2 separate regions of the Homo sapiens genome follow, and region 1 is linked to region 2. The links are chromatin contacts, found by Hi-C or POLR2A ChIA-PET in ENCODE. All regions are on one chromosome and are shown on one strand. Each heading gives the region's core, a stretch centred on a gene start or an enhancer-like site at or near the end of the contact. The rest is flanking DNA. Distances are from core to core; before and after follow the strand shown. Region 1 has its middle 32 kb from the start of ARL4A. Region 2 overlaps SCIN (scinderin).

Region 1 (3,942 bases), core at 802-3,301, 81 kb before region 2:
TTGAGAAGCTGAGGCAGGAGAATCCCTTGTACCCCATAGGTGGAGGTCGCAGTGAGCCGAGATCACACCACTGTACTCTAGCCTGGATGACAGAGCAAGACTCTATCTCAAAAAAAAAAAAAAAAGAGAGAGAGAGAGAAAGAGAAAAAGGAGGCATGTCAGAGAGATGGGGAAGACACAAAGTAAAAAGAACTGGGTGGCTTGGATCAAGGGTGAGAGGGCGGTGACAGAGAGAGAGCCACATGGCATGAATACCAATTTTCTGACTTGGGCAATGGGATAGCTGGTAGGAAATGAAGCTGATATGGAAACAAACACTGAGAGTTAAGTTTTGGAGTTTGAATTGCCTGCAGAACTTCCAGGAGGACACATTGTAAACGTGGCTGGGTACATAGGTCTGGAACTTAACAAGAAGTTAAGGCCTGAAATCAGAGTATGTAAGCAACATTGATCCCCAAACTCATCTGACCACTAAACTCTTTGTCTAAAACGAAAAAGTTGTAGGAAAAGTTTATAATTCTCTCCTACTGGGAAAATTTGGAAGCTTTATCAGTGTCTCTTTTCTTCCCCATTTTTTTCAATAGTCACTGGAAAAAACAAGGAAGAAGGCAGAGCAGGAGCTCCTACCTGAATCTTCTCCATAGTCTATTATTTTACCAGAGATTTTTATCCATTTGCTTGAAAACAGGTGGGAATATCACTCAGAAGGATAGATTTTATCTAGTTAATACAAAAAATATTTTATGATTCATCCTGTTTTTTTATTCCCTACTTTTCATAAGTTTGTGAATCTCATTGCCAGTGACTTGGTTTTTTCTCAGGTTGTTTTTTTCTTTTTTTGAGATAGAGTCTAGCTCTGTCACCCAGGCTGGAGTGCAATGGCGCGATCTCAGTTCACTGGGACCTCCGCCTCCCAGGTTCAAGCCATTCTCCTGCTTAGCCTCCTGAGTAGCTGGGACTACAGGCGCATGCCGCCACGCCCAGGCTAATTTTTTGTACTAATTTTAGTAGAGATGGGGTTTCACCGTGTTTAGCAGAGATGGGGTTTCACTGTGTTGAGGGGTGTTGAGGACTACCGTGTTGCCCAGGCTGGTCTTGAACTCCTGAGCTCAGGCAATCCACCCACCTCAGCCTCCCAAAGTGTTAGGATTACAGGCGTGAGCCACCACGCCTGGCCATGTTCTCGGTTTTGATGTATAATTTGGATTAAAGAGAGAAAAGGGAAGAAATTATGATTGTACCATATTTTGTCTTGTGATATTTTCAATAATCAAAACAATTTAGCTGTCATGTGAAGAATTCTGTCATCAAGCAGGCAAAAATCAATCCACAAAGAATGATAAGGGCAATGTTTATCCTGCGAAGCAACAGGCTGCTAAAATATTGCTTTCATTTCTCTCTAACGGCAGCAATCCTACAGAAAAAAATATCACATCATTTATTCTTGGTGTGATGTAAGTTTTTTTTAGGGTCTTGCGGCGGGAGGGGGGAGGCGGTAACATTGCACAATTTTTTAAAGTAATACTTTTAAAAGGGAATTTCCATAACAACCCTGTAATTATTAAGTGGAAATGGCTTCATTGCTAGACAGGAAGGCCTATCCCAGCCAAAAAAAAAAAAAACCCTCAGTAGATTTCCGTTTGAAAATTACTCTTGAGAATCTAAAGTAGTAAAAATAAGTAAAGATTATTCTAGTTCATGCAGCTAGAGGCTTCTCCCCCTCATTTTTTAGCATGAATGCCACTTTCTTTTAGAAAGATAGATTGTACAAACCAGCTCTCCTTCTGTGATGCGCTTAGTATGGATGAAGATACAAAGGAAAGGTGAATCTTTATCATCCTTCAAACTTTCATTGAATTGTCAAAATTAGGAGCATTTGCTCTTTTTTTTTTCTCTCACTAGATTTCTTCTGTTTTGGGGAATTCCTATAATTGTGCTCTCCCCACCCCCACCCCCACCACCCACAGTGACTCAGGATCATATTATAAAGGTTACAGTTGAGACAATTTTAACAGACTCGGGTTGAATTTGAGGGTACTTAGTCATCATAGCTTCTAGTATATTTGATTACTCCCTAAAAGGCCTACTTGGCAAGTGCACGTTGTCTAAACTCGGCTGGCACATTCAGGGAAAAAATAAAGTAAAATAAAACCTGCTGGACTGATCTTGAAGAAAGGTCTCATATCAAGGAGGGATGGTAAATCACATAGGCCAAGTTATTTCTTAATCAGTAAGAAAAAGACAAATGATAGAGCAGAAAAAGAAGTCTTTGGACTACAGTCATGACTGATAAAAGCATGATCTTTCCTTTCTGATTCTTTACATGAATGTGCAAGTCAAGGGCGTCAGGAATATAAAAACTCCTGAAAATTTGGCAAGGCTGTGTAGTAAACATTACTGGGAAGACTGCGCAACCCATGCATCACCAACTGCCTTCTCTGAAAATTGCCCCACCCATAGCCATGCCTGAGACCTGATCATAGAACATGATTATTATCCTATTCTGCCTGTGGAGGATCAGGATTTATAGCTGACATAGCCTGATCCACAGTGACTTTTCCAGGCCAGGGGCTGGAATTGGGATCCAGCCCTGGCCACCAGCCCTAGGAAAGTAATACACAGCAGAAAAGCTAGTCTGTAGAGAGAGAAGAGAAGAGCTATGGAGAGGTACAAAAACAAAAGACTATGAAATGGCTTGAACAACAAGGTAAATAGTGGTTTAATTAGTTGGACAAGGCTAGGATAGTTAAAAGTCCTTTTCCATACATGTGACAACCATTTTAATTAAACATACAAAGGGAGATGTGGATTAGACATCTGAAACCAGCGGAGATGTCAGGATGGAAGACAGAAATTTTAGACTCATCAGCATAGAGATCGTTTTTAAATTCATGGGGTTGGATGAGGTCAACAATGAATAGAAAATGGATAGAGAACAGAGACTGAAGCAAATCCAAAATGCTGTAGCATTTGGCAATTGAGTAAAGAAGTAAAAATTAGCAAAGGAGAACAAGCAGGAACAGCAAGAGAGGTAGAAAGGAAATCAGTTGAGTGTGATATCACAGAAGCCGAGAGAGTAGTGTTTCTAGAAGGAGTGATCAAATCAGCTCAATCTTACAAAAACAATTAAGATAAAAATATTAACACTTCTTGGAACTATTTGTATTTAGTTTTTCTTATCAAATGAATGTTATTTATACTGATTTTGACTGATATTAAGGTTTCATATCTAAAATAAAAATATAAGTCAAAAACTTTTTAAATGCCTCAGACAGACCCAATTGGCTTTAGTTAAGAAAAAAATTGGTTCAAGCCAGGTGCAGTGGCTCATGCCTGTAATCCCAGAACTTTGGGAGACCAAGACAGGTGGATCGCTTGAGCCCAAGAGTTTGAGACCAGCTTGGGCAAAACAGCCAAACCCCATTTCTATAAAAATATAAAAATTAGCTGGATGTGGTGACTTGCACCTGTAGTTCCAGCTACTTGGGAGGCTGAGGTGGGAAGATTGGTTGTGCCTGGGAGGTGGAGGTTGCAGTGAACCGAGATTGTGCAACTGCACACTTCAGCCTAGGCGACAGAGACAGACGCTGTCTCAAAAAAAAGAAGAAGGAAGGAAGAAAAAAGGAAAAGAGGGACGGAGGGAGGGAGGAAGGGAGGGAGGGAAGGGAGAAAAAGAAAAAAGCGGCTGGGCAAATGGTTCATTCCTGTAATCCCAGCATTTTGGGAGGCCAAGGCAGGAGGATTGCTTGAGGCCAGGACTTTGAGACCACCCTGGGCAATACAAACATCCTGTCTTATGCCTAGTGGATGTGTCTGTGTGGACGTGCACACACATTGGCTGATGAACCCCCCTTCCTGTTTTACAAACAGGCTCTACAAACAGACAAAATATATTTACAAAAAAGATACATCCATCTATACACACACATATATTAGCTGTCT
Region 2 (3,679 bases), core at 328-2,827:
GTAACACTTACAGATATTTACAGAGGTACTAGAATCTCACGTGTTTTGGATCTGGTTCAGAAGGTTAAGAGATGTGCATTCAAATGCTTCACAACATAAGATGACCCCAAATCATACCCATTATTTCTATATCTCTGTATTTGTAAAATAAAAAAATTACACACACACACAAAGATTGCTATGCAAGCACTAAAAATGGGCAAAAATAAACAGAATATGTTTTCTACTTTTTAACTTACCTATAGAAATGTAATAGTAGATATGCTCAATATAAGAAACTTTAAAAAATACAATATAAAGACTTTTCAGGATGAGGAAATTGAAAAAAAAAGGGAAATTATTTTCTTGATTTTATTTATTAGCCCCAAATATTGGATTAGAATTTCCTATTTCTCACACAAACTATTGATGCATTTACATAAAGAGTTCAAATTTCATGTCAGTCTCCCATTGTTTTCATTTGTTCTGCCCTGTGCTAAAATTGAACTGTCTCACTTCCCCTGGTTTGTCTTTTTCTAGAAGCCAGGTGAATGGGAATGCTGATGCATGTACTCATTACATGCATATACATACCTGCATATAGGGAGGCCGAAAGGCATTGAAAATAATTGACTTCATAAATATATTTCAATTAGTAGGCATTCAAATAAGTGAGCAGCAAATTATGGAAACGTTTTGTCAGTTATAGTCTCACAAATACCTAAAACTGTTAGCTTAGCATTTCATATAACATGGAGAAAACTTTAATTGCCAACATGAGAGAAAGAGAAACACTGATTAAGGCCCATCCCTTACTGTCAAAGGAGAATAAGAAAGAAAAAAGGCTGATTAAAATATGTTCAATATGGTTAATATATTCTACAAAGGAGCGTTGAAAACCGCAATACTTTAGTTTTTTCATGCATTATTGTAAGCTACTGCCATCTAGTGATTAAACTAAAAATTACCATTTTGTTGTCAATTTAGGATTCAACCGGCTAACAATTCATGGTAACTCATTAATCGAGTGCATCAAATATAGTACTATGAAATATGAAATATGTAAGACAATGCATGTCTTCATAGTTTTTTAATAGTTTGGTAAGTAATACCTTAAAGATCAACTAAATTCCATAGAATTGAGTGCATTTAAAGAATTCAGTCATTTCATTAATTTATTGATTAAAAGTAGCAAGTTAACTTATTTTTAAAAAGTTAACATGCGCCTTTAAATTTAGATTTAACTTGATTTTTGTATCTACTAACTTGTATCAAGATGGAAAGGAGACCAGCTGGAAGACCAACTTCAGCCTTCACATCTTATACTTTATGTTCTGAAGTGTCTAACTTGCCTCTCTCTATTTAATTATTACATTAAAATAAGCAATTACACACTTACAAAGATTTGAAAACAAGACAGAAAAACCCTTTTGTACCATATAGAGTCTTAGCTCCCTTGACATCAGGAATGAGGAAGTTAAACAGGCACAACCATGTAAAGGGAGTGTTTAATGCTGCTGTATCAGAAACATCACTGCATTGGCCAAGTAAGCACCTGCTTTCAGTTTGAACTCTAATCTGTAAGATGCTTTTCCCACCAGATGGGAGCAGATGGCTTCTCAGAAACTGGCCAAAGACAACAGGCAGGCAGAAAACAGGCAGCAGTGTGTGCAGCTCCAGCTAGGAAGACACAGGGAATGAGAGAGAGGGAGAGAGATAGTTCCAGCTAGCTGTAGGAAAAAGGAACAAGAAAGTACTCTCTCACAGAATGAACGAGAAAGCAGACGGACACATTGGGGCACACTAGAGGAAAATAGGGTCTTCTTGAAGTCTGTATGTCAGTTATACAGTAAGGGAATCTAAAAAACAAAGACCCAAAAACTTTTTCATGGTAACTAATAAGCGTCCTGAAACAAGTAGCAGATACTCCACCATAAATATAAAAGGAGGAGCAGTTGAACTTAGGAGAGTACAGAAGATTGAACCAGGCTAGAAACAGCAGTCTCTTAGACACAGTGAGGAGATCTAGAACTAGACATTGATATCGTCTGATATTGTATAACATTTAAAGTTTTATAATAAATAAAACAGCATATTATCTCTTCCTGTCCCTTTTTCTCTATCTTAATCTGTCTCTAGATAGAGATAGCTAAGATAGATAAGTTAGATAGATAGATATACTAAAAAGTTGACTCATTTATAATTACATGAAATTTTCATTTTGAATTTGGATTCAGTCATTCTCGACAAGTAATTTTTTATTTCAGAAATACCCAAGTAAAAAAATACATCTCTCCTCCCTCTCAATCTCTCCTCCCTCTCACACTATCCTCTCCCTTGCCCTTCCTCTTCTCTCCTCCTTCTTACTTGTCTCATTTCTTCCTCCATGATTTCCCTCTCTTCTCTTCCCCCTCCTCTCCTCCTTACTTGTCTCATTTCTTCCTCCATGATTTCCCTCTCTTCTCTTCCCTCTCCTCTCCTCCTATCCCTTTTCTTTCCCCTTTCTCCCTGTCTTTTCTCTTTGTCCCTCCCATTTCTGTTCATCCTTTCTCCCTCTCCACCACTTCCTCCCTCACTTTTGGGTGTTGGACTTTGTTTCAGTAAAGATTCTGGTACCTAAAAGGGAAATATAAGGACCCATGCTATTTTATCAAGATTTATTTCTGTTTACTTGTGCAAAACATAACTTACGCATGTTTACGATTTGAGAGTGTAAGAAAATGCATCTTTTTTTAACCTATTAATTCGAATTGTTAATCTGTGCTTGTTCTGCACTGTTGTATTTATTTCTCATTGTTGCTGTAACAAATTACTATGATTTAGTGGCTTAAAACAACACAAATTTATCATCTTACAGTTTTGGAGGTCATAAGTCTGAAATGAGTTATGGGGCTAATTTAGTAACTGGGCTAAAATCTGGAATAACAATTTAGTCACAGGGCTAAAATCAAGCTATTGCAGGGCTATAGTCCTTTCCAGAGGCTCTAGGAATCAATCTATTCCTTGCTTTTTCTGGCTTCTAGAGGTTGCCCATATTCCTTTGCTGGGGACTCTCTTCCACCTTCTTTTTTTTTAATTTTATTTTTTAATTGATTAATAATAATTGTAGATATTCATGGGGTACATACAATGTATAGTGATCAAATTAGGGTAACTAGCATAACATCATCTCAAATATTTATCATTTCTTTGTGTTGGGAATGTTCGATATCCTCGTTCTAGCAATTTGCAACTACATAATATGTAATTGTTCCTTCTATCCTCAAAGCTAGCAATCGCTGGTTGAGTCTTTCCCATGCTGCATCCCTCTGACTCTGTCTGGCTTCTGTTTTACTTACAAGGACCCTGGTGATTACGCTAGGCCCACCCAGTAATCCCAGATAATCTCCCTAGTTTAAGATCTGCTGATGAACAACCATAACTCCATCTCCGACCTTAATTCTCCTTTGCTTTGTAACATATCACACTCACAGGTCCTGAGGATTAGGACATGAACACCTTGGGGGCATTATTCTGCCTACTGTATCTGTTGAACAACAGCTGGAAACAGTAATACAGATAAAACCGTTTTAATGTCAAGAGGCTATCATTGACATAGGGTGTGATTCTATTGGGAAGATTCTTTTGGAATCTTACACCTGTTGATAGATTTTTGTTGTTTTTGTTTGCTACCTCCTTTCCAGAATCTGAGATAACTAAT

The links. Hi-C counts contacts between places; a loop is a spot of excess contacts on that map. ChIA-PET counts read pairs that join two places held with the same protein, here RNA polymerase II (POLR2A). Pooled maps may share reads with other maps.
Region 1: a map of CD14-positive monocyte shows a loop between it and region 2 (2.3-fold over the local background). The contact joins two enhancer-like sites. A Hi-C loop is called at or near these places in 1 of 168 maps with a recorded cell type or tissue (CD14-positive monocyte) and 1 of 50 pooled maps. POLR2A ChIA-PET finds 5 or more read pairs at or near these places in 2 of 52 experiments (AG04449 and T-cell).

Annotation. Positions count from the first base shown.
Region 1 is chr7:12,717,785-12,721,726 of GRCh38, reverse strand. No RefSeq gene overlaps it. Among named protein-coding and RNA genes, the nearest start is that of ARL4A, 32 kb to the right of the region's middle. Within about 2 kb of position 2,051, at least 10 of the 41 ENCODE cell types and tissues checked have a DNase peak (open chromatin) inside an H3K27ac peak, as active enhancers do; they include CD14-positive monocyte, where a contact is called at or near this core.
Region 2 is chr7:12,636,294-12,639,972 of GRCh38, reverse strand. All of the region lies in intron 10 of SCIN (scinderin), which reads right to left. Among named protein-coding and RNA genes, the nearest start is that of ARL4A, 50 kb to the left of the region's middle. Within about 2 kb of position 1,577, at least 5 of the 41 ENCODE cell types and tissues checked have a DNase peak (open chromatin) inside an H3K27ac peak, as active enhancers do; they include CD14-positive monocyte, where a contact is called at or near this core.